3 separate regions of the Mus musculus genome follow, and regions 1 and 3 are each linked to region 2. The links are chromatin loops, found by intact Hi-C in ENCODE. Cell type or tissue: heart. All regions are shown on one strand.

The links. A loop is a pair of places that touch in the nucleus more often than their neighbours do. Peaks named below come from ENCODE experiments on the same cell type or tissue, not always from the same donor. Only the 100,000 strongest peaks of a DNase experiment are listed, where the experiment ranks them.
Region 1: it touches region 2 in a loop (2.1-fold over the local background); 9 of 42 quality-filtered maps call a loop at or near these places.
Region 3: it touches region 2 in a loop (2.2-fold over the local background); 2 of 42 quality-filtered maps call a loop at or near these places.

What each region holds. Positions count from the first base shown.
Region 1 is chr10:111,105,054-111,113,053 of GRCm38, forward strand. No RefSeq gene overlaps it. Among named protein-coding and RNA genes, the nearest start is that of Gm29916, 26 kb to the left of the region's middle. In heart, CTCF peaks have their summits at 2,504 (motif pointing right) and 3,911 (motif pointing left); no DNase peak of the experiment used is centred here; H3K27ac peaks cover 1,021 bases.
Region 2 is chr10:111,161,195-111,169,194 of GRCm38, forward strand. It overlaps Osbpl8 (oxysterol binding protein-like 8), which reads left to right and starts at 3,608. Exons shown (of 24, transcript NM_175489.3): 1 at 3,608-4,002. In heart, a CTCF peak has its summit at 3,630; DNase peaks (open chromatin) are centred at 3,477, 4,247, 4,357 and 7,277; H3K4me3 peaks cover 3,547 bases; H3K27ac peaks cover 3,937 bases.
Region 3 is chr10:111,006,472-111,014,471 of GRCm38, forward strand. It overlaps Zdhhc17 (zinc finger, DHHC domain containing 17), which reads right to left and starts at 3,595. Exons shown (of 17, transcript NM_172554.2): 1 at 3,467-3,595. The coding sequence starts at 3,559. In heart, a CTCF peak has its summit at 3,215; DNase peaks (open chromatin) are centred at 3,320, 3,560 and 4,430; H3K4me3 peaks cover 3,025 bases; H3K27ac peaks cover 2,322 bases.

The DNA of each region.
Region 1 (8,000 bases), 56 kb before region 2:
TGAGTGGGAGTGGGAGTGAAGAGTTCTGTGGAGGCCTCATGAGAGGCAGTGAAAAGTTTAAAGCTGACTGTGTGGGTTGCATCTCCTTCCTGTGTGCATACTGAACACCTTTCGGAAGGTTCTGTGGGGATTGTCTGTCATCTGTTTTCAGTTATCACCACATGAAGCCAAGGCGCGGAAAGTGATCTCCCTCCATTTCACAGGGAAACATTTCTACATCTCTTGCCTTGGCTATTCTGCACGTTCCAACAACCGCATGACCGTCATGCAAGATGGACCCCAGTTCAGAGTCTACCTTTCCCTGACTTTCTTAATCAGTTGCAAGTTCTCACCAGGTGTTGTTTTTTACTGTCCAATGTCCAAGGCTCAAAACGACCTTCTGGGGCCCTAGGATGTTCTCAGAAGCTTCTAGAAGCAGTAGATAGTGCTCCTGACCCGGAAGTCTTACACCAAGCTGGGTCGGGACCCTCATGCCAGGGCTTCACTTTCTGGGCCACTCATCTTCTCTGTGGCAAGGAACAGCATGACATGGCGGCACTCTGGTCCTGGGAGGAGGTGTGCATAGCAGGGGGTGGATGAGGACTTGGAGGTCACCCTCAAATACATAGGGAATTTGACAGCAGCCTGAGTTAGAAAACCTTCTCCCAGGGCTGGAGGAGGCTGGAACAGCTGTCTTTTCGGCCACTTTTATCTGCACGTTAGCAGAAGATCCTCCTCTAGGCAAGGGTGGGCTGGTCCTGCAGTGTGATTTTATCATTACCGTTATTTACACCGTTGAGAATCGAAGCAAGTGTTTTCACACTAGGCAAGTTCTCCACCACTGAGTCATAGCCCCAGTCCCTACACTACAGGGTTCTGTTTGGTTTGAAAGATAGGGTTTTCTGGTTGGCTCAGCAGTTAAGAGCACTGACTACTCTTCTAGAGGACCTGAGTTCAATTCCCAGCACCCACATGGTGGCTCACAACCATCTATAATGAGATCTGATGCCCTCTTCTGGTGTGGCTGAGGACAGCTATAGTGTACTCATACACACAAAACAAACAAATAATTCTTTAAAAAAAAAAAAAAAAAAGGACAGGGTTTTCTAACTCAGACTGGCCTCAAAGTCACTGTATGCTTGTGGGTGACCTTGAAGTCCTGGTCCTCTGACTGCCACCTCCCAAGTGCTGGGATTGTGTCTCCACTCTCAGGTTATATACTGCTGGGGTGCAACCCAGGGCCTTACGCATTGCTAAGCAAGTGCTCTACCAGCTGAGCTACGTGCCCAGCCCCCTACCTATCACACATTTCCAATTGGTTGGGTTTTTTTTTCTTTTTGTTTTTGTTTTTGTTTTTGTTTTTGTTTTTTTCAAGACAGGGTTTCTCTGTGTAGCCCTGGCTGTCCTGGAGCTCACTCTGTAGACCAGGCTGGCCTCGAACTCAGAAATTCACCTGCCTCCCGAGTGCTGGGATTAAAGGAGACAGAATCTAGCTTTGTAGCCCTGGCTGGCCTGGGACTTACTATGTACACCAGGCTGGCCCTGAGTCTGGAACTTCGCAGTGAATGCCAACAGAATAGACTCCAACAGAGCTTCTCTAGTTTAGTCCAAGGTCCAAAGAGGGTTTTCACGGGTCAGAGAAAGTAGAGAATTTCTCTCCTCCCTGCCCCCCCCCCACACCCGCCCCTGCAGCACCAACCCTCAAACAATGTTGTGATGGCAAAGTCAGCCAAGCTAGTGACTAAAACTCCAAGGAACTATTTATTATGACACACAGAGGTTGTGGTCCCAGGAGTGCATAGGAATCCTTATTGCTACACACACACACACACACACACACACAATGTGATTTTAGATGAATTATTTGATATCTTTGAGTGTTTTGTTTACCATGTGCACCTCATGTGTGTGACTGATATCTGAGGTGGTCAGTAAGGTACACCCTGGAATTAACCAATAGATGGAGCTGGGTGGTGCTGGCAAGACTTTAATCCCAGCACTCAGGAGGCAGGGCAGGTGGATCCCTGAGTTCAAGGTCAGGCTGGTCTAGAGAGTGAGTTCTAGGACAGCCAGGGCTACACAGAGAATCAATCTTTCTCTTTCTCTCCTTTCTCTTTTTTTTTCTCTCTCTCTGATACAGAGAGACAGACAGACATACAGAGACAGAGAGCACTGAAGAGAGAACGCTGGGTGAGTAGGGAGGGGAAGGAGAATCTGGGAAGAGGTGAACAAGAGGAAAAAAAATAACCAAAATATACTGTATAAAATTCTCAACAGACAAACAAAAACATTAGTGGGGATGGGAGAACACCAGCCCAGGGTAGCCTCGAACTCATGACTTCCCTGCTTTAGCATACTGAGTGCTCGGAGTATCAGCATGTGCCACCACATTCGGCTCTCTTGAGGGATCTTTACACCTTTTAAAATGTCTTTTAAAAATACTTATTTATTTTGGTGTGTGTGTGTGTGTGTGAATGCCTAGTGTATTTCATGTGCCACATTCATGCAGTGCCCAAGGAGGCCAGAAGAGGGCATCCAATCTCTGGGAACTGAGCTGCTATAAGGCGTTCCAGAAACCAAAGTTGGGTCTTGAAACGGTAGCAAGTGCAACTGCTGAGCCATCTCTTCCTACCAAAGATACAAGCGCGTAGGAAGTCCCTGAGAGAGGAGGTAGATTTTGTGTCAAGGGAGGGTGGTGGTAAATGGCACACCAGCTGTGAACCAGAGGACGCTCACTAAGCCCACAACTTATTTCCTGCTGAGAATTTCTTCATTGGTGAGCAGCTGGAGACAGCGGGATGGTATCCCGCCTTGCCTTGTTCTGCTCATTCTAAAGTCTAGTAACCATAAATAAAACTGTTACTTGAGTTAAATAAAAACATCTCTTGGGGCCATCAGAAATTTCTTAAATTGAGTTTTTCAGTTTTAGAAACTGGTTTTGCGATCAATAGAAAGGGTTTGAATACCTTTCGGTTACTGGGCTAGACCCTGAGTCTCAGGGACTGATGCCCACGTGACTAGCTGGAGCTCTCAGTAAGGGTGGGGAATGTCAGAGGAAGTGAGGTTGCCCAGATGGGAAGACCACTTTAAAGATGCTCTATCTTCTGCTACATCAGCGGTTCTCAGCCTTCCTAACGTCATGACCCTTTAATACAGTTCCTCCAACCATGAAATTATTTTTGTTGCTACTTTATAACTGTAATTTTGCTACCATTATAAATCATAATGTAAACACGACCCCTGTAAAGGGTCATTTGACCCCCAAAAGGGTTTCAACCCATAGGTTGAGAACCACTGTTCTAGATGAAAGGGAGATAGTTGAAGTCTTTAAATGGGGATAAAATGTACCCGATGTGTGTTTTTCGAGGCTAGCCTGGTCTACAAAGCAAGTTCTAGGGCAGCTGGGGCTATAAAAAACAAAAACAAAAACAAACAAACAAAAACCCTTGTCTCAAAAAGCTAAAAAGCGCCGGGCGTGGTGGCGCACGCCTTTAATCCCAGCACTCAGGAGGCAGAGGCAGGCGGATTTCTGAGTTCGAGGCCAGCTTGGTCTACAAAGTGAGTGCCAGGACAGCCAGGGCTACACACAGAGAAACCCTGTCTCGAAAAACCAAAAAAAAAAAAAAAAAAAAAAAAAAAAAAAAAAAAAAAAAAAAAAAAAAAACCAAAAACAAAAAAAGCTAAAAAGCTATCCCCACCTCCACCTCCCAACCCCCTTCCAAAACGAAAGTCTCTCCATGAATGAAACAGCAAGGCAGAGCCCTTGAGACCCCACAAAAAGATGAGTGCCGAAGAAGAAAAGGAAGCGGATGATGCTCCCCCGCCCCTCTCTTTGTGTGTGTCTATTTAAGCATCTTCAAGGATGTTCAGCACCATCCAATAAAGGGAATTTTTGCTAATTATTGAGGCTGCCGCGGAAGGTCTGCCACCTAGTGGACAGTCGTGGAGAAAACTATGTATGTTTTGTTGAAGGGCCAGAAACATTGGTACCAAATTACGCCGTCCGAATCTTCTCAGTATCTTTGTTATTAGCATATTGTCACCGTATTCAGCTTTTAAGGGTCAGGGAGATGGCTCCGTGGGTAAAAAGTGCTGGCTCACACGCCCAAAAACCTGACCCCTGGACCTCACTTTAAGAGCAAGGCAGGATGCGATATACCTGCAATCCCATCTCTTCTAGGACAAGACAGGAGGTGGGAGGTGGAGTCCGAAGAACCACCCGCAAGCTCCCTGGCTATCCTGAAATACACAGCACAGCAACAGAAACAGGAGAGACCAGCCTCAAAACAAAAGGGACGACAAACAGTTCCTCAAACATGCCCTCTGACCAAGTCCCCGTGTGCACCGTGGCACGCATGCGCCCACACTCTCAGCCATGCATGCACACACTAAATACATAAATACATAAACACAGGGTAGGGGTGTAGGTCAGTTGGTAGAATGCTCGCTGAGCATGCTTGAAGCCTTGGGCTCAATACCCAGCAGCCCTAAAACAGAGTCCATGTCAGTGTATACCGGTAAACGCACCCCTGGGGAGGTAGAGGCAGCATGATCAGATTTTTAAGGTCATCTTTGCTTACATAATGAGTTTGAGGCCAGCTGGTGATACGTGGGAGCCTTCCCTGAGTCTCTCCTCTCTCTACCCTTCCCCTCCCCCTCCTTCTCTTCTTCTTCCTTTACCTCTACACTCCTCTACTTCCTTCAGTTGGTTATTGTTTTAAGACAGAATCTCACTACGTAGCCTCAACTGGTCTAGAACTTACTACATAGACTAGACTGCCTTCAAACTCACAGAGATCCACCTGCCTCTGGTTCCCAAGCGCGAGGATTAAGGGCATGAGCCACCATGCCCAGCTTCTTTTCTCTCTGGCATCTGCCAGTTGAATTAAAAAAAAAAAAAAGACAACAACAATTTAGAAAGCTCTGGACTAGAAAAATAGCTCAGCGGTTAAGAGCACTGACTGTTCTTCCAAAGGTCCTGAATTCAAATGCCAGCAACCACATGGTGACTGACATCCATCTGTAATGAGATCTGACACCCTCTTCTGGTGTGTCTAAAGACAGCAACAGTATACTTACATCTAATAATAAATAGATCTTGGGGCCAGAGCAAACAGGGCTGGAGCGAGCAGAGGTCCTGAGTTCAATTCCCAGCAACGTCATGATAGCTCACAACCATCTGTATAGCTACAGTATACTCATATACATAAAAATAAATAAATAAATCTTTTTTAAAAAGCATTTAGAAAGCTCAATTCATTTTATTTAAGGGCATATTTCCAAATTTGGAGAATAAAGGACCCTCTTAAGAAAAAAAATTGGGGGGGGGGGTCTGTATTTTTGTTTTTTAGTGGGAGGATACCAGAGGAAAAGAATCACCTTCATTCGTCACTAGAACTATTTCATAAAAGCAAGATGTCAGGCTAGCAGGATGGCTCAGTAAGGGAAGGACCTTTCTACCAAGCTTCGTAGCCTGAGTTTGATCCCTAACATCCATTGATGGAAGGAGAGAAGTGACACTCAGGTGACTTCTGACCTTCACGCATGCACTGTGACATGTGCGCGCGCGCGCGCACACACACACACACACACACACACAAACACACGATGTCTCATACTTGTGAGGTTGTAGAAGCGTGTTAGCAATACTGCGTTTGTATCTCTGGTGATGGTGAATATCTGCTCAGCGGTGCGATTATACCTCTGGTTATATTATATTGCCCAAAGTAGGTCCAAAACTCTGAAAATTCTGTATGTACATTTTGGAGAGCCGTGTACCCTGAGACACAGCTGGTCTGCGGAAATTCTCCCTGTATGTGTCTGGCCACTCAGAGAGCGCCTCTCTGATGCTCTTGAGGGCAGTGTGATCAGCGCATCCTGGTGTCTGGCTTTATCTCCTCAAAGGGACCTAAGCTATAAACCGGAGATAATTCATGTTTCAAAAATCCAGATCTTTTATTAACACAAAAGGAAAAGCACCAAGCCACCAGCTATTGAATTAGGTCTTTGTATTCCGTCCTCCAGTGGGCCATTTTCGGAAACAGGCTTTTCAGACCTCATGGGTTCCATAAGCTCTCTGGCCAAAGAAAATGCAGCTGTTCTCTTTCTAAAACGGGAATGACGGGGTCTGTTTCATGTCTGCTGAGGTGTGTGATAGAGAGAGCGGTTTCAGTGCTGACTCTAAAAGGTCCCTTTATTGCCTTCGCTGGCCAGGGTGATAATGTTCTATAATTGTGCAAATGGAACGAAGGGAGAGTGTTGTGCTGTCAGAAATGGGACTCGGAGGCAAAGGAGACAGACAATATTGGACATAGGATGGTGGCTCACACCTGTAATCCCAAGTCTTGGGAGCCACAGATTCGAGGCCAGGCTGGTCTACACGGTGAGTTCCAGGCCAGTAAGAGATGCTGGGAAATGGTTGTCCGGCTGATACAGTGCTAGCCTAACATACATGAAACCCTGGTGTGACCCCTGCCACTGTATAAGCTGCTAGGCACGGTGGCTGGCACACCTGTAATCCCAGCATTCTGGAGGAGGAGACAAAGGATAACAAATTTGAGGTCATTGTTATTTGCATAGGTAGCTCAAGGCTAGCTTGGACAATGTGAGCTATCTAAAAGAAAAAAAGAAAAAAAAAAAGTTACCAAGTGTGATGGCTATTCCTGGTTGTCAACTTGACTACATCTGGAATGAATTACAATCCAGAAACGGAGGGCACACCCGTGTTTGAGATCTTGAGGCTGGAAGACACAGGCTTTCGATCCAGATCTTGAGACATAGTAGCCATGAAAAATTTAGGCCCAGGAAAAGGAGGTACTGGCCTTTAATCCCAGAGACAGAGGCAAAAAGATCTCTGAGTTCAAGACCGTTCTGGGACAGAGCAAGTTCCAAGTAAAGAAAATGTCCAGGTGTGGTGGTACACACCGTTAATCTGGGCCATCCCTTTTGCTGGAGGCCTACATTAGTAGGTGGAAAAAGGAAGTGTTTATTCTTGTTTGCCTGCTTGCACATACTTGCCAGCACATCTGTTGGAACCTATTTCTTCAGGATTCCAACGTATAGAGGAGACCAGGTGAAACTGCTCATGGGATTGAGCAGTTAGTTACTAGATTCTTGGTCTTCCCATTCACAGCTGCCCATGGTTGGCTTAGTTGGACTGCAGACTGTAAGTCATCCCAATAATTTCTCTTACTATATAAATACATTCCATAAATTCTGTGACTCTAAGGAACCCTGATAAACATTTGTTGAATGAACAACTACAGTGTAGATATTAAGTATGACATATAGGTATTATATCTAATACAGGTCCATTTAAATTTTATTCCAGGCATCCTGGGTTACCCACATACCATCTTGGGTCCTTGTTTTGTTTTGTTTACTCGATTGTTTTGGGAGATGGGATCTCATGCAGCCAGATTAGACTCAAGCATGCCACGTAACTGAGGCTGGCCTTGAACTTCTGATCTTCCTGACACACTCCCGTGTGCTGGGCTTATGAGAGTGCACTGGGCTTCTCTGGTGGATTCTTTTTTTTTTTTTTTCCTGAGACAGGGTTTCTCTGTGTAGCCCTGGCTGTCCTGGAACTCACTCTGTAGACCAGGCTGGCCTCGAACTCAGAAATCCGCCTGCCTCTACCTCCCGAGTTCTGGGATTAAAGGCCTGTGCCACCACGCCCGGCAGATTTTTTTTTTTTAATAGGAAATTGTATGAAGGTAGTTAGAAAAGCGTATTCTCTTTATTACCTTCTGATAAACAATGCATAAACTGGATATTTCTTTGCCAACAAACTCACACAGTAAAGTTGTAATCTCCAATTTGATGGTATTTGGGGAAGAGACTTGGGGAAATAATTCGTGATGGGTGAAAGACTGTCAGGATGTGATTAGTGTGTGTGTGTGTACATGTACATACATTTACATACGCACACACACATGCTAGGTCCCATGTAGTCTTGGATTGTCACAAATCACTATGAAGCTGGGTGTGACAGTCTGATCCTTCCGCCTCATCTTCCTGAG
Region 2 (8,000 bases):
TGAACGCTCACCAGTGGTTTTTTAGCCCAATGTTCCAAAATCCTTATACAATCTTCCTAAAAACAACATGGTCAGGTTAATTACAGCAATACGTCACGTTCCTGGTACCAATTTCTGTTCTTATTTGCTCTCTGTTGCTGTGATAATAAAACTCTGACCAAAATCAAAGCCAAACCAAAAAACCAACTTGGGGGGGGGGGCGGTGAAAGAATTCATTTGGCTTACTGTGCACAGTCTGTCACACGGACTAAGGCAGGAAGTCAAGGCAGGAACTGAAGCAGAGCCAATAACTTCTCTGCACACTAGCTTCTCCTTCAGGCTCGAATTCGGCTACTTTCTTACACAACCCAGGACCATCTGTATAGCACCTCCTGCAATGGGCTGGGCCCTCCTGTGTCAGTTAGCAATCTCGAAAATGCCCCATAGTCCATTGGCCAATTTGACCGGAGCAATTCCTTAATTGAGACTCTCTTAGGTATGTCTAGATTTGTGTCAGGCTGACAAAAACTATGATACCCTAGATGGGGCTGGATTTGAAGTTCCAATCCACCTGCCTCAGCCTCCTCAGTAGCTAAGATTACAAGTCTGTGCATTGTTTTGATTGTGGTTATGATATTTATTCTAGTCAGCTGTGATATATGTCAGAATCACTAATTATTCATGACAAATTTTAGCATTGAGATATGGAAGTGCTTGAAAGAGGTACTTACATTTGCTTTCCAACAGCTTCTTTACTTTCAATTACTTGCATTCAATTTGAAAAAAAAGATTTTATTTTCACTTATGTGTTTGTGAGTACAGGTAACCGTGGAGTCCAGTCGTGGGTATAGGATCTCTGGGGGTTAGAGTTGCAGGAGGTTGTGAGCTACCCAGTATGGGTGCTGAGTTCTGGTTCTCTCGAAGAGCAGTAGGTGCTCTTAACCATTAATTCACATCTCTAGCCTTAAAAAATTAAAAACCCACATTTATTTTATGTGTATATGCATGTGTGTGTGTGTGTGTGTGTGTGTGTTGGTGTAAAACAACTTATGGGCGTAGACTCCCCCCTAGTAGGTCCCAGTGATCAAACTCAGGTCTTTAGCCTAGTCACTATGTGACTTAAACTCTTGAGACCCTCCTAGTTCACCTCACTTTCTTTTCTTTTTTCTCTTTTTAAGTGAAACTAAAAAGCTACAACTAGTCTGTCAGGAATCTGTGTAATCCTTAGTATACGGATGGGGGTGGGGTGGGGTGGGGTGGGGTGGGGAAGCTACCACTCCTTAATGAGTTTGTAGTCAAAAGCCCGACTCTTATCAGAACTGGCGGTACAGTAATTTATCTAGATACATATCTAATTAGCTACGTCTCTAATGTAGGTCTCTTTATTGCTCATACCCTCTTTTACACTGCAGAAATGGCCAGATTTTCAAAGGCCAATTGAAGAAATTGGGGCTGAGGCAGAAGGGAATTAGGCAAAGCAATTTGCCGCCTCCTTTGTTGCAATCTTCAATTTCAATTCTCAGGGTGAAAGCAAAGGAAACAGCCAAACAGCCAAGAAGGTATATTTTTCTTGTTATCTAATATTCTAGGAAAATTGTTTAAATATATTTAACTGCAGGTCACAGTAAGAAATACAATTTAAATAACAACAAGGGACATACTTTTACCCTGATTATTTGTTTTTAAATACAGGGTCTCTCTAGGAGTCTATGTAGTCCTGAACTTGCTATGTAGAAAGAACAGTCTGGTCTTAAACTCTACAGAGATGGGCTGTTATGGCCAGCTACTCACAAGGTAACTTTTAAAAAAGATTTATTTTATGTGTACGGGTGTTTTGCTTGCATGTGCATGCCCTGTGCCTGAGGGGGTCAGAAGAGGTGGGATTTCCTGGACCCACCAGCCAGCACATGGGTGCTGGGAATAGAAACCAGGACCTGCAAGAACAGGTACTCTTGACTGCCTCATCTCTCCAGCCTCCCACGAACTGATTATTGCTTGGTTTAGATATTATGCATTCTTATCTTTTAGATTATATCTCATTAAAACCCAATTCATTAAAAAATGACATTGGCTTTTGTTAGTCTGAAAAAAACAGCATTGCTTCAGATAAGTGACATTTCAATCTGCTGATAAACTGGAACGTTACCGCCATCACATAACAATGTTTCCTGCCTTGCACTGCCTCAGCACTCAGAAAGGAGAGAGCCAGGCAGCTCTCTGTGAGTTTGAGACCAGCATAGCCTACAGAAGGAGTTCCAGGACATCTAGGGTTACACAGAGAAACCCTGTCTCTTTGAAAAACAAAACAAAACAAAACAATCAAGCAAGAAAAACAAACAAAACAAGAAAACAATAAACTTCCCTTATGTTTATGTAAAATACAAATATAATTTCTTAGGTTTCTTAACAGAAGAATGTGGCAGAATCTTTCCCTCATTGGAACAGTCCTTCATGACAAAATCTAATTGTTTTTCAAATGTTAACATAGCTGCATCAAGATGTGTTTTAAAGATCAGCGGCCTGGCATTATTTAACTGAGCAGTAAATTGCTCTTTCTTTGGGCAACAAAATGGCCACGTCTGCAAATTTTTTAGAGCTGCTATGAAATACATCAGTAACAGGCAGAATCCTATGGCCTACTTAAGTATCCAAACGATCAGAATGTCATCTGATTTCCTGTCAAGAAATGTAATGGAAATTGTGTAAAGTTAAAAAAAAAATTCTTGGTTCCAGAGTAGAAGGATAAAGGAATAAGGAATTGAATTTTTATCGTAGAGAATGGCCTTGTTAGAGGCAGCTCATTCCTCCTTCTGCACTGTTAGGTCGCTTTTCTCTTCTTCTGTATTGTAACTGGCTTTCTTCCAGTGATGAGTTCTGCCCCTTTCCTCTCCACAGGATGGGGAGGGATTTCTGGGGTCATGGTTAAAAAAACAAAAAACAAAAAAAGCCAAGAGTTGAGGTACAAAACAACAACAACAACAACAAAATCCGAAGAGTTAAATTAGGCTTTCTGTTCAAATTGAGAGGTACTATCAACTTGCCACGTCGCTAAAACCGTCACCAACCTCACTGTAAAACTTCATGACTGTAAAAGCTGGCACCCAGGATTCTGAACATGACTAGGAACAATAACAAGAAAGCCTGCTAGGCTATTTTCATCCCAGCGTGACTGAAGTCTACATCTCAAACCTCCTGTGAGGCCAACAGCTAATGAGACACCACAGTGAACGTGTCATTGGAACTTAGGCAGCAGGGACTCCTGGCTGCTTCTCAAGCCCCAATTTCTCCTGGCAGCCTCCTCTGTGGGCCCGGCCAGAGGTCGGGAGGCGGGTCCTGCCCAGCGAGCACTTCAGAGACCTGCGGGTAGCCGGCCCTCCACCCCAGGGCTTCCTGAGAGGGAACCTCGAGGGCGGGGAGGGGAGCGGAGGGGAGGTGACATGACAGCTCGCCATCACCACGAGCTGCCAGCAGCTGCCTCTGCGCGCCCGCCCAGCAGAAGCTACCCGGGGACCGCCTCCTTGCGGCGTCACGTGACGGGAAGGGGGCGTGGCCCAGGCCCGGGCTGGGGGCGGGGCTGCGAGAGGGGCGGGCCTTGGGATGTGAAGGCTGGTGGCGGCTCGCGGCGCCCAGAAAGGCGGTGTCAGGGCGGATGACAGCATTCTGCTGCGACGCGCTCCCAGCTGGGCGGCGGTGGTAGCGGCAGCGGCAGCGGCAGCGGCAGCCGGGGCGGCAGCGGCGTTCGACTCGGCCACCGCCGAGAGCGGTAGCGGTAGAGAAGGAAGAGGTTCCGCCCTGGCCCGCGGGCGGAGGAGCCCGAGTTCGCTCGCCGCTCCGGGCCGAGCCCCCGCCGCGGCTCGCCTGTGCTCTCCGTCCGGGCTGGCTCTCAGTTCCCGCGGGCGACCGCAGCCGAGAGAAGTTGAGGAGGGGGGGTCCCACCGGACACTAAGGCCCCGGACTCCGGCGTCCCTGTGATCCCACGGAAGCCTGCTCCCTGCGGGCCGCCTCCTCTGGGGCTCCGCATCGGTGAGTGGCGCTCAGCCCGGTGTTGGGGAGCAGCGGAGTCGTGCCTTTTGGGGTGACTGTAGTCCCTCAGTCCTACGTTCTGAGCTCGGGCTGTGGGCACTCGTGGGTACCCCGCGCCGCGAGTTCCCCTCCTGCCTCTCCTTTGTCCCTTCTGAGAGGGAGATTGGCAGGGCTGGCGGGGGTGGCGTGTTTTTTGGGGCCCGCGGTAGGTGCGTCTGCAGCGGTACAAAGCCCAGTGGGGACCTGGGATGGGGGCGGGGGCGGCTCGGCGGCGTTCCGGGTCCCGAGTGTGTCTGCCCCTCCCGAAGTTTGACAGGGCGACGCCGGGGCTCGCCGGAAGCCCCCCGCGCAGGGGGTGAAAACCTGGCGCTTTGTCGCCCCGGGCGGTTAAGGCAAGGCTTGGGGTTTTCCTGTGACAGCCCCTGAAGAGGTTGTGCCGCTCGCAGGCGGACCGCACCCGCCTTTGCAGAGACTGTCGCGGTGTTCCTTAAACCTCAGCTCCGTTGGCCTTCTTGCCACACTGGAGAAAAGGCGGTGTCTTCGTTGCACTTTTTTTTTTTTTTTTTTTACGTTTTGTTTGCGGCTAAGCTGTGGAGAGTGTAATCAGGTTCCAGGGAGTTTCATATGGAGCATGCTTTTGCTTCATTGAGCAACCCACTCAAGACCGGCTGATGCGAAGCAACAGTAGATGCAGATTTTCCATTCACTAAAGTCATTTAACACTTCTTTGTGAGCGACATCTGCGTCGTGAAACATAACCTAATTTCATTTTAACTAAATGCCGTCTGAAATAAGTTAACTTGGGTTCGTCTCTAAACAGATGGGAACACTTATCTGACGATAGCATATCTGCTTTCAATAACTTAATGAAGTTTGTGCCTTTTTGCTGCTGGAAGACTTAAGTAACAGTAGTATTAGAATACCTTGGGTTAGCAGGGAATTCTTCAAAGTAATTTCACTGTAAACAACCTCAAATTAGTGCAGCCCCAAATTAGTGCAATTAAAGGTCTTTCAAGATAACCATTTAAAATAGTTTTTGCCTCTTGAAGAATTCCAGAGAACAATTGAGGTATAGGTAAATTGCTTGTTACGCTCTCTCTTCCCCTGGGGTTTCATCTAAATTTGATCATGCCGAGAGACTGGGATCAGTTGCTGTGCTTGCTAGAACCTGTTTTGCAGTGAGATTATTAAAATGCTGGTTTTATAAAAACAGGTTTTATAAAAGGAAGGGAAAGGCCATGCAATTTAAAATGCACTCTATTAAAAGACCAACTAATTTCTAACATGTTGCTCTTTCTTTTGGGTAGCAAGTATGTACTCTGTCTTTTGGTAGCAAGAATGACTGCAGTGTGCTTGTTCAAAGTGTTAGCAAAGGGGATAGATGAAATTTAAGACCTTCCTAAAGCTCTTTAATTATGGAGATTACGTTGTTGCGGTCAAATTCCATGTGAACAGTTTGAGCCCCAGAGATCACAGAGGTGCCTAGAAATGCTGTTTAATTAAACCTGGACATGGTTTGCTCCTTGCATTGAGTTGTGCTCATTACTGAATGTGTGGTCTGTGCAAATGGTCTGTCTGTTCATTTAGAATTGTCATTTTTATGTGTTGCTTTTCTTTTCTGAGATAGGGTTTTGCTGTGTTGCCTAGCTGGCCATGGTATTCATTATGTAGCTCCGGCATGGCAAAATCCTCCTGCCTCAGCCTCCCGACTTCCACATGTATTCCACTGTGCCTAGCTTTTGTTACATTTTTGGAGCTAAGAAATGTTTCTTAACACATTCATAAGATTTAGATATTTGGTAAAATGGTTTTTGCTTCTGAATTCACTTTGGAATTGAGAGTTAAAAATATGCTTTGGAGATACCCATGCAATCCTTTGAAAAGATGTTTTCTTTCATCTTACTTTGGAAATAGTGGTACAATTATGACTTACATAATGTGCCATTACACAAAGATGTTTGTTTTTAAAGGACAAATTGCAAGTTTTAGCTAAACATTGAGTGGTCTTAGTATATTTCAATCTGGTTTGGGTAATTACTAATCCATCAACGATCGATAACCTAGACAAGGAATTGATATTTAGATGTTTTGTAATATTATTCTTGAAAACATTTACATTATGGCAATAAGTGTCATGTTTTGATATTCTTATATCCAAAGTTGTAAACATGAATAACAGTAATCTTTGCATGCCAGACAGTCAAACAAAACAAAACAAAACAAAAACCAACAATGAATAACAATAATCTTGGGTTGTCAGGCAATCAAAAGAATGAGATAAGATCATACCTTATTCTTATAAATATGATCTGTAAATGAGCCATAAGTACAGCCTAGAGCTTCTGAGACGCTGGGTGTGGCATTTGCTGGTGATCCTGCTCTTGGGAGATAGGGAAAGGAGGGTTACCTTGAGTTTATAGCTAACCTTGAGATCCTGTAACAAAACCAAAAACCAAAAAAAAAACAAACAAACAAAAACACCCCCCCAAAAACCCAACCAACCAACCAACCAACAAACATCCAAAGGGGGGCGGGGGAGGGGGGGAATCCGGAAACCTCGGAGAACAGTTGAATGTAGGTGGCTGATGGAAAGGAGATAGAAGTTCTTAACTGCAGCATTGTGGTTGAAGTAGGTTCCCTGGGTGTGGGACCCTAGGAAAATAAGAGAGCTACTGGAAGATTTCCTGGCGGTATGTGCTAACAGGTTTTAGGCTTTTACCTTTACTGCACACTCTCACAAAAGCATGCAATCAGATAGACTCTAGAAGACACAATTATAGGGAAGAAGTCCTTAACCTGGAACTCCATCCTTCTAAGTTTACCTGTGTAGTCCTAGGTGATGTGTACTTGCCACAAAAGCAATAATGCGTTTTGTTTACCAGTCAGTGAAAACTCTCCCAGTATAGCAACCATCCATATTGTTCATCAATTACTGTATGAAGACAACAACAACAACAGCAACAAAACCCAAAAAAACAAACCTGTAGTTCCACCCATGTGACTGGAGAACAAGAGGAGTATGTGGTAGTGCCACTCAGAGTAGATACAAGTAGTGAGATGATGAAGGGAAGAAGCCCTTTAATCTGGGCACTTCCTTGGAGAAAGGGATTTTTATGGTAGGCTTTGGCGGAGGTTGTGCATTGGTATATTCAGAGCGTAGAAGACAGAGTGAACCAAAATTGGACCTGGTGATACAGGCCTGTAACTCAGCTATTTGGGAGTCTGAGATAAGGTGATCACAAGGTCAAAGCCAACTTGATCTGTAGAGTGACTTCAAGATCAGCCTGAACTTGCTGACAGGATGGCTTTGCCAGCCTCATGACCTGGTGTTTTGAGTTTGATCCGTGGTAGGAGGAGACTAGCAGCTCTTTTAAGTTGTCCTCTGATCACCATACACAGCCTCTGTGACCCATCCCCTATAAATTAATGAATAAATGCAAACTAAGAGAGAGGGCAGCCTGAGTAACTTACAGTGGAGAGCTGCCTGGAGGCAGCTTACAGTGGAGAGCTGTAAGTTAACCAACCCCACCCAGCACTTGGAGGCAAAGGCAGGTGAATCTCTGAGTTCATGGCAAAAACAAAAAGAAGACAAGAAAAAAGGAAGCTAAAAATCGTGTTGGGAATGGATGTAGCTTAAACAAAACAACCATGTTTCAGTCAGCAAAACAAACATTAAACAGCGTCACAAATAAGCACAGTTGTTTTTATCTTGTGTTACATTAGCAAGAACTTTTCTTCTCCCATCCCAGTGCTTATGCAGTCACCTCAGAGGCACATGCTTTTAATCCAAGGCAGAGGCAAGCCTGAGTTCAAGGCCAGCCTCGGCTACAGGGTTCCTGGATAGCCAGGGCTACATAGAGAAACTCTGTCTTGAAAAACCAAACAAAACACAAAGTGAAAATACAGAGTTCTTCAGTTTTTCGGAATGGCAATATTATAGTTACAGAGGGAAGTTTGAGTATATCTTAAACAAGTAATGGGCCCTTCAGCAGGTTACT
Region 3 (8,000 bases), 150 kb before region 2:
CATTTAAAAAGAATAGTGCTTCTCCTTGACCTTACACACACACACACACACACACACACACACACACACACACAGAGTTCTGAATTTAGTACCACACCTGGTCCAAATCCAAAAAACAAGTATTTATATGACTAACTAAATAAATGGCACTTCATTTAAAAAGTAAGATTTTTCTTACCAAAAATACCTCTAAAAATGTTTCATTGCCCAGTAACTGCATATCTGTCTTAAAAGGGTTTAGTGATGGGCAGTTTGCACACAAATCAATGAATTAGCAATATCTGATTCTAACCACCTATCTAGACACCTATCTAACCTGGAGGGACACAGTCTTGCTGTGTAGCTCTCCCTAGCTTTTGTTTCATCTCCTCAGGCATGTTTATTACAGGTGTATTTGCATGTTTGCTAGCAGCTAAACTCTCTTATCCTACAAATTATTTATCCGTCTAACAAATACTTAGAAAATATTTTTTGTGACAGTATTAAATCCAAAGAAAAAAGTAAAACGAAACTTTTCTACAAAATGTAAATCCAATAAATTAAAAAAACACGTAAATTGGGTGGTGGTGGTGGTATACTCCTTTAATTCCAGGACTTGGGAGGCAGAGGCAGGCAGATCTTTGTGAGTTCAAGGCCAGTCTGGTCTACAAAATGAGTTCTCTGACAGCTAGGACTACACAGAGATACCCTGTCTCACCCGCCCTGCCAAAAAAAAAAAAAAACTTCAATACATATAAATTTCTAAATTACTCAAAAAGAAAGCAACACTTCTTCTGATAGTAAGCGTGGAAAGATGCCCTTACCAGAGCCCCTAAAGTGTGTTCATTGATGAATTTTGACATATATTCCCGTACGGTTAAACAAAGTCTGGAAACATCGATAGTTTCTGATGAACAAATAGGAAAAAAGCTTTAAGAAGTTTTTACTTTCTATCATTTAATTATTGAGGATTCCAAATTAGAATCCAGGACTAGGGATGAGGTGCTGGTAACAGGGGCTTGCCTAGTATGCACAAAGCTCTGGGTTCAAACCCCAGCACTGCGTAAACTGGGTGTTGTGGCACATAGCTGATCCAAGGTAAGAGAACTAGAAATTCAAGGTCATTCTCAGATACAGAGGGAGTTGAAGGCTACAAGGCACCACGCCTGGGAGAGAAAGAAGAAGAGCAGGAAGGGATGGAGATAAATAAAACAGAAGCCGTGACAGAAAGGTAACCCAGTCAGTGTGACACAAAAGCCTGGGCTCTCCATTATCTCCTTAATGGGCCATTAGTTAAGCAGCATCATTACCATCATCATCATCCCAACTTCACACACTCTAGACAAACAGCATGCCCCGTTCTGCTCCTAGCACACTGTAAGGAGTGCATCAGGTCTACCGCAGGAGCAATTAACTAACCACAGAAAATGAGGACTATTTCAGTCGGTCCCCAACGTTCCAGACTTACACTTACTAGACCTAGTGCTTACTTGGCAAAAGAAGTCTCTATCTTACCAATTTCACCTCTGAGCAATAGGGAAGTTGATTTTCTAGTAAGATTCCATCTGTTAAATAACAGACTGGTGACACCTTAAGTTCAAGCTCTCTATATACCAAGCAATCTCTAGATTTACTAGTAGGTTAAGAAAAACAACAACTGTTTTGAGACACAGTGCCCCTATGCAGCCCTGGCTGGCCTGGAACTTGCTATGTGGATTAGTCTGACTTCAAACTCAGAGACATTCCTGACTCCCAAGTACTGGGTGTGAATGACCACACCCTGCAAAATTATGTTTAGGGTAACAAACAACATACATTTTTACAAAGAGGAAAGGTTTTTGTTTTTGTTTTTGTTTTTTTGTGTGTGTGTGTGTGTGTGTGTGTGTGTATAGTTTGGTCTCACTGAGCCACAAGCTGGCTTCCAACACATTATACTCTCAAAGATAGCTTTGAGCTCCTAATCCGTCTCTCTCTACCTCCAAACATCCACTGAGTGCCACAGTACATTAAAATACATAAGACACTTTTAAGTGCTTGAAATATACCCACAGGAACCGATGAGCAGAAATATTCCTTAACCCCAAATACAACACAACATCTGAAAACTTTCTGGACATATTTTAGGACCTTGTGTAAACCAAAAGAAATCTTTCTAAGTTTATTGCCACTTTAATTTTTCAGAAAGTTTCTTCTTACTGCATAGCTGTGTCAGAAACCCAAAACAGTCTTTTCTAATGAGACTTGTCTCAGCATATATTTCTAAGAAACTGTCTCAGTTTGTGTGTGTGTGTGTATGTGTGTGTGTGTGTGTGTGTGTGTGTGTGTGTGTGTGTATGATCAAGTTAAGAGATAATAGGGTATTAATACGAAAGTGGTCCTTTGTATTTACAATTAAAAAAAAAAAAACAAGACACAAAAGCCAGGAAGAAATAAAATCAATCGAATGCAAAGTAACCACGTTTATTCGAACACCACGGATCTGGACACCATTCTCAACCTCAAAACACGACCTGAGTTCTGCAGGAAGCTGCGCTACACTTTCCTGCCCTCCCCGCATCTCACCGTGCACCGATGATAATAATAATAATAATAATAATAATAATAATAATAATCAACAAACCTGGATACACAAAGAATTGCTTCCAGGCCTTTACTAAACACAAACTCAGCTACAAACTGGGAGGTAAACAACGGGCAGAACCTGACGGCTCCGGCAGAGAAAACTGTTCCCGTCCAGGAGATACAAAAGAAAAAACGGTGGGAAACGTGTTGCGCTGTCTACCCTCCCTGACAGTCCCCAAACAGCGCTACTTTGTGACAAGCTAATGGGTGCGTGCGTTTATTCGCCAAAGTTCAGACCCTCTCTCTTTTTGTTTTTTTGTTGTTTTCTTTTCTTTTCTTTTTAATAGCCTAAGGGCAAACACACCCCGAAATTCGCTGTCCCCAGCGGCGAGCTGGTTGCTATGGCATAATCTGGAAGGACATCACTTTGCCCAGGAAAACTACGATCCCCGGGGAACGAGTGAACTGATGGGAAGGGTCGTGTCATCCGCCACCGAGAAAGAGGGGACGAGGAGAGAGTTAAAACCAAACAGCAGATCGGCTGCCTCCCCTGCCTGGGGAGGCTTGGAGCGAGACCAGGGGCTCCGGCCGAGGTTCCAAAGTGTCAGCAGGCCCCCGTCGCCCCTGCACCCGCAGGCAGCGCGGCGACACCACAGGACCATCGCCATCCCCACCTCTGTCCTCCAGGCACCGCCAGGGACGGCGTCCCAGAGCCCGCCCCGGCCGGGCCCGCCCCGCTATCTCCTCCCCCGTTATCCGCTCGCTCGCCGCCGCGCTCGGGCCTGGACTCGCTTTCTTCAGCCTCCCCCGGGGTCCCGCCACAGGTCACCGCGCCGGACGCCTCGGCCGCCGCCCCGGGCGAGGCTGAGGGAGCGAGGCCGCGGGACCGCAGGGTCCCGGGAAGGCGCTCGGCGCCGTCCCTCACCTCCGGGTGGAGAAGGGGCACGCAGCCCGTTTCGGTCTCGTACTCATCCGGGCCGTCCGCCATCTTGGTGTTAAATCCCTCCTCCCGCTGCATGCTGGGAGAAAGCGTTTCAGCCTCGCGGGGCTCGGCAAGGCGGAGGGCGAGCGCGAGGGCGAGCGCGAGCCCGGATGAGGGCGACGCGGCGCCACCGCCACCGCCGCCACCTCCTCTTCCCTCCGAGCCCCCGGGACGCCCCCTCAGCCCCTCCCGCCGCGGAGGGCGCGGGTCCCGATGCGCGTGCGCCGGCCCGGCCCGACCCGGCCCGGGGCTGGAGTGTGCTCTCTGCTGCACTGCGCCGGGGCAGCGGACCGCGTTGGGCGTGGGCGCCGCGGCCCGGGGGCGGGTCCCGGTCGGAGGCCGATGCTGCTGCTGCTGCTGCTGCTGCTCCTCGGCTCCGGCCACCCGGGAAAGGCCGCGCGCGACACAAGACGGAGATCCAGAGCCGCGCAGGGCAGGGTCCCGAGCCTTCCAAGGGCTGGAAGGGCTTAGGGTGTGACCCTGGGAGAGCAAGGATGCGTTCTCCTCGCCTCCGCACCTGTGCCTCGGGGACACCGGGAGAAGCAAGGACAAAAAAAAAAAAAAAAAAAATTGGCTTCCTTGAAAAAGCTTTTGTTGTGTGATGCCCTCTTTGCGATTGAGCTAGGGCATTTTTTTTTAAAATCCTTGCTTTTGACAAGGTCAAAGCCCCACACTTTCCCATCTGCTGCATTTTAATAGGGACCCGGGGATTCAAAAGTGAAACCTTTTTAAAATGAAAGCTCTAGAGTGTGACCCAGATAAAAATGATTAAAGCCGGCTTTAAGAGGATATTGGGGTTGGGAGGGGGCTGATGGAACAATTGCAGAAAGGATTTGTTTCTGGTTTGGGCTACTAGGGATTGTAAATCTCTACAGCGCCAGGGAACATTTAGCAAAGAGCGATCTGATTAGAGATTCTGATACTAACCAGTCCCCTGTCAAAGCCAAATCAGCCAAAGATCACCAGAGGGGAAAAAACCTGCAGTCGGACAAAGCCAGATTTACTGGTAGATCGGGAGGAAGGCACGTCAGAGGAAAAAAGGATGGGGCATGGAAGAGGAAACCCCTTTGTAAGGTTTATATTCCCGCCAAAAGAATCTGAGGAGGGTCTGGGGAGAGCTGAGATCGGTTCTGGATTGGACATAATCGATTCTGAGGAGGTGAGGAAAAACCAGGAGTAACAAGGCATTGGACGAGATCACGAGGCTAGGTCCGTTCAATACTGTGCTCTCCCAGTAACAAATGAAAACGGCAAAGTAGACCTAGTATTCGTCGGTAAACGGGCAGTAATCACTCAGAAAAAGGATGAATATGCTATTTTATAGCTGCTTCTGGTGGGGGGAAAGAAGCGGTCTCTTTGGCGCTGCCTGTCTCTGTGTGTATCCTCTCAGCAGGGCTTTTCCTTCCGGCACGGACCGATTTTCTTTTCTTCTTTTTTTTTTTTTCTTTCTTTCTTTTTTTGTCCTGGCAGAAACCAGAAACCATGCAATTCTAAACAGAATTCCTAGTTTTTCGTTCACAGCACCGAAATTTTCTTCAGTCACGTGTCAGCATGAACAGACTCTTTTTTTTTTTTCCTGTAATATTACAGGCTCGATCTCCTTACCCTTAGGCTTTTGCATTTACCCAAATCTAGGGGAAAAAAAAAGAGTAAAGAAACAGTTGAGAGGGTGTGGCATTCAAACCAACATGAAATGAACGACAGAACTAGGTATGGGGAACAAAAACAAAATAATTTGTATGAGTGCCCATGGAGTGCAGGTGTATGGTGGACATCTTCATAAAAGAGGTGTTCAACCTGAGAAGCCTGGGTTCACAGAGGGCTTTGAAAGAACGGTCCAAATTAATTGAGTCAGCAAAATCTACTGTTTAGCCCACGTGGTGGTTTGGTAATTTAAAAAGCTGTAGGTTAACTAGATAACAAAATTAAGTAAATCAAGATATTTCTTTTTTTTTTTTTAATGTAGGGATTTTGTTGTTGGTTTTGTTTTGTCGTTGGCTCTTTCTTCTTTCTGTCCACTATGAGTCAACCTGCTTTTTCCATGATGCTCCCACTACCACGATGCTTGGCTTCACTCAGGCCAAGAATCAATGAAGACAAAGATAACTGAAACCTCCAAAACCATAGACCGAAATTAATCCTTCCTCGTCTGAAGAAAGAAAGAAAGAGAGAGAGAAGGAAGGAAAGAAAGAGAGAGAAGGAAGGAAAGAGAGAGAGAGGGAAGGAAGGAAGGAAAGAAAGAAAGGAAGGAAGGAAGAAAGAAAGAAAGAAAGAAAGAAAGAAAGAAAGAAAGAAAGAAAGAAAGAAAGAAAAAGAAAGAAAGAGGGAGGGAGGAAGGAAGGGAAGAAAGTCTAGGTGCCTATCTGGAAAACCTGGGGCACCTGAGCCTTCTTGCTCAGCCACCACTGGACATAGACTTCTTACTCATTGTCTTTATCTGACTGACTATTGGAGCCATTTGTGTTTGTAGCTTCTGAGAAGCCTACAGCTTCTAGAGGAAAGCATTACTATTAAAAGTGGCTGAAAGGGAAGCAATGCAGAGAATGAAAAACCCATGTCTTCTGTCCTCATTGCAGTACAGCTGAAATAAATAATTACTGAAGGAACAACTGGCACTCCCAGAGCAAATGTGTCCATTTTCATTTTCATCAACAGGGGCACACTCAAGAGGTGGCGTTTACAAGCCAGCCTGGACCTTGTTGCCTGACTGCCTCAGAACAAAAGACTGAAACAGAGCAGTGGGTCTTGAGAAAGCATGTCATGTCAAACTGAGCTAGGTTTAGTGCGGACCAAAATGAAGCAGTTGGCTTTATCCAGACTCTGCCTTGTGAGCCTCAGGGTTCTTATCTACACAGCCTAAATCTGATAATGTTTTCAAGAGACTGTCAGTACGGCAGGTAAGTGTACTGATCCCATGAATGGCATTCATAGATAAAAAATAAAAGGGACAAAGTTCAAAGAGAGCCATTGATTTGTTAAGGAAAGAACAGCGAAGTGAATTTAGACTGAGGAACCCTGGAAGGCACGGGCTGTGGTGGTGTAGACATGGCTTCAGAGGGAACCTGAGAGACAGTGCAAGCTAAACACATTAGCCACTGTCTAGTACTACTCCAGTTTTACCATCTCACAATAGGCAAATGATGGGGGACTTAGAAACCCACTGAAAGGCACAGAACCAGGCTGTAACAGAACCACGTCAGGATCCACCTGAACTTCCTGGTTGGCTCCTTCAACGCCATCCATATTTCTTCTGTTATAACTATCTGTGAAGAAATATTTGGTGTATTAGGTTATTTGAAAAAAAAATGTAGGTATGTGTGCCTGCCTGTGGATATGTGCACGCAAGTGTAGTTGTCCACAAGAGCCAGAGGCGTTGGAGTCCCTGGAGCTGGAATTACAGATGGTTTGCTGGATGTTGGTTCTAGGAGGCAGACTCCAGTCCTCTGCAGGAGCAGCAAATGTTCTTAACCATTGAACCATCTCTCTAGCCCCCTATTCAGTGGTTTGGTTTTTTTTTTTTTTTTTTTTTTTTTTTTTTTTTTTTTTTTTTTTTTTTTTTTATCACAGTAAGAGCATTTAACATGAGAGCTGAACTGTTAACTGCATAGCACAGCACTGTTAGCTATAGGTATAATGTTGTGCAAGGGATCCCTTGATCTCATCCGGCAGCTAATACAATGTATACACAATGTACAACAGCTCCTGCCAACAACCCGCTGTGCTTCTATCAGTTTGTCTCCATGTGCCTCATATAAGCAGAAGCATGCAGCATTCCTGCTCTATGACTGGCTTATTTGACTTAACACAGTGTAAACCCAAGGTTCATCTATGTCATATGTGATAGCAATCGGTATATTTGCATTATCTGTTTACATGCTCGTCATATCTTGGCTACTGTGAACCATGTTGGTTTAAATGCAAAATGGTGCCGTTAATATGGAAAACAGAACAAACACACACATAAAGGGCATTTGTTAGAATGGCTTGCAGGCTGTGGCCCAGCTGGTCCAACAATGACTGTCTCCCAATGGAAGTTCCCAGAATCTACTAGTTGTTCAGTCTACGAGGCTGGATGCTTCAGCTGGTCTTCAATATGCACCAGAATTCCACAGAAGTAGGCTGTAATGCCAGTGAAGGAATGGACTTGCCAACAAGAGCAAGGACAAGCAGACAAAGAGAGCAAGCTTCCTTCTTCCATGTCTTCTAAGCTGCTCGCAGAAAGGTGTGACCCACATTAAAGGTGGATCTTCCCACCTCCAAAGATCCAGATTAAAAGTAGGGTCTTCCCACATCAAATGATTAAAAAAAAAATCCTTCCTACGTGTGCCCAGCTGCTTGGACTTTTGCTAATTCCAGATGTAATCAACTTGACAAACAAGGGCTCTCATTTCTCCAAATCCTTGCAAACACCTGTTCCTTTTTTCAGTCTCTGTGTCTGGTGGGTTGGTTATTTTTTTTTTACAGTTTTTAGTGGGTT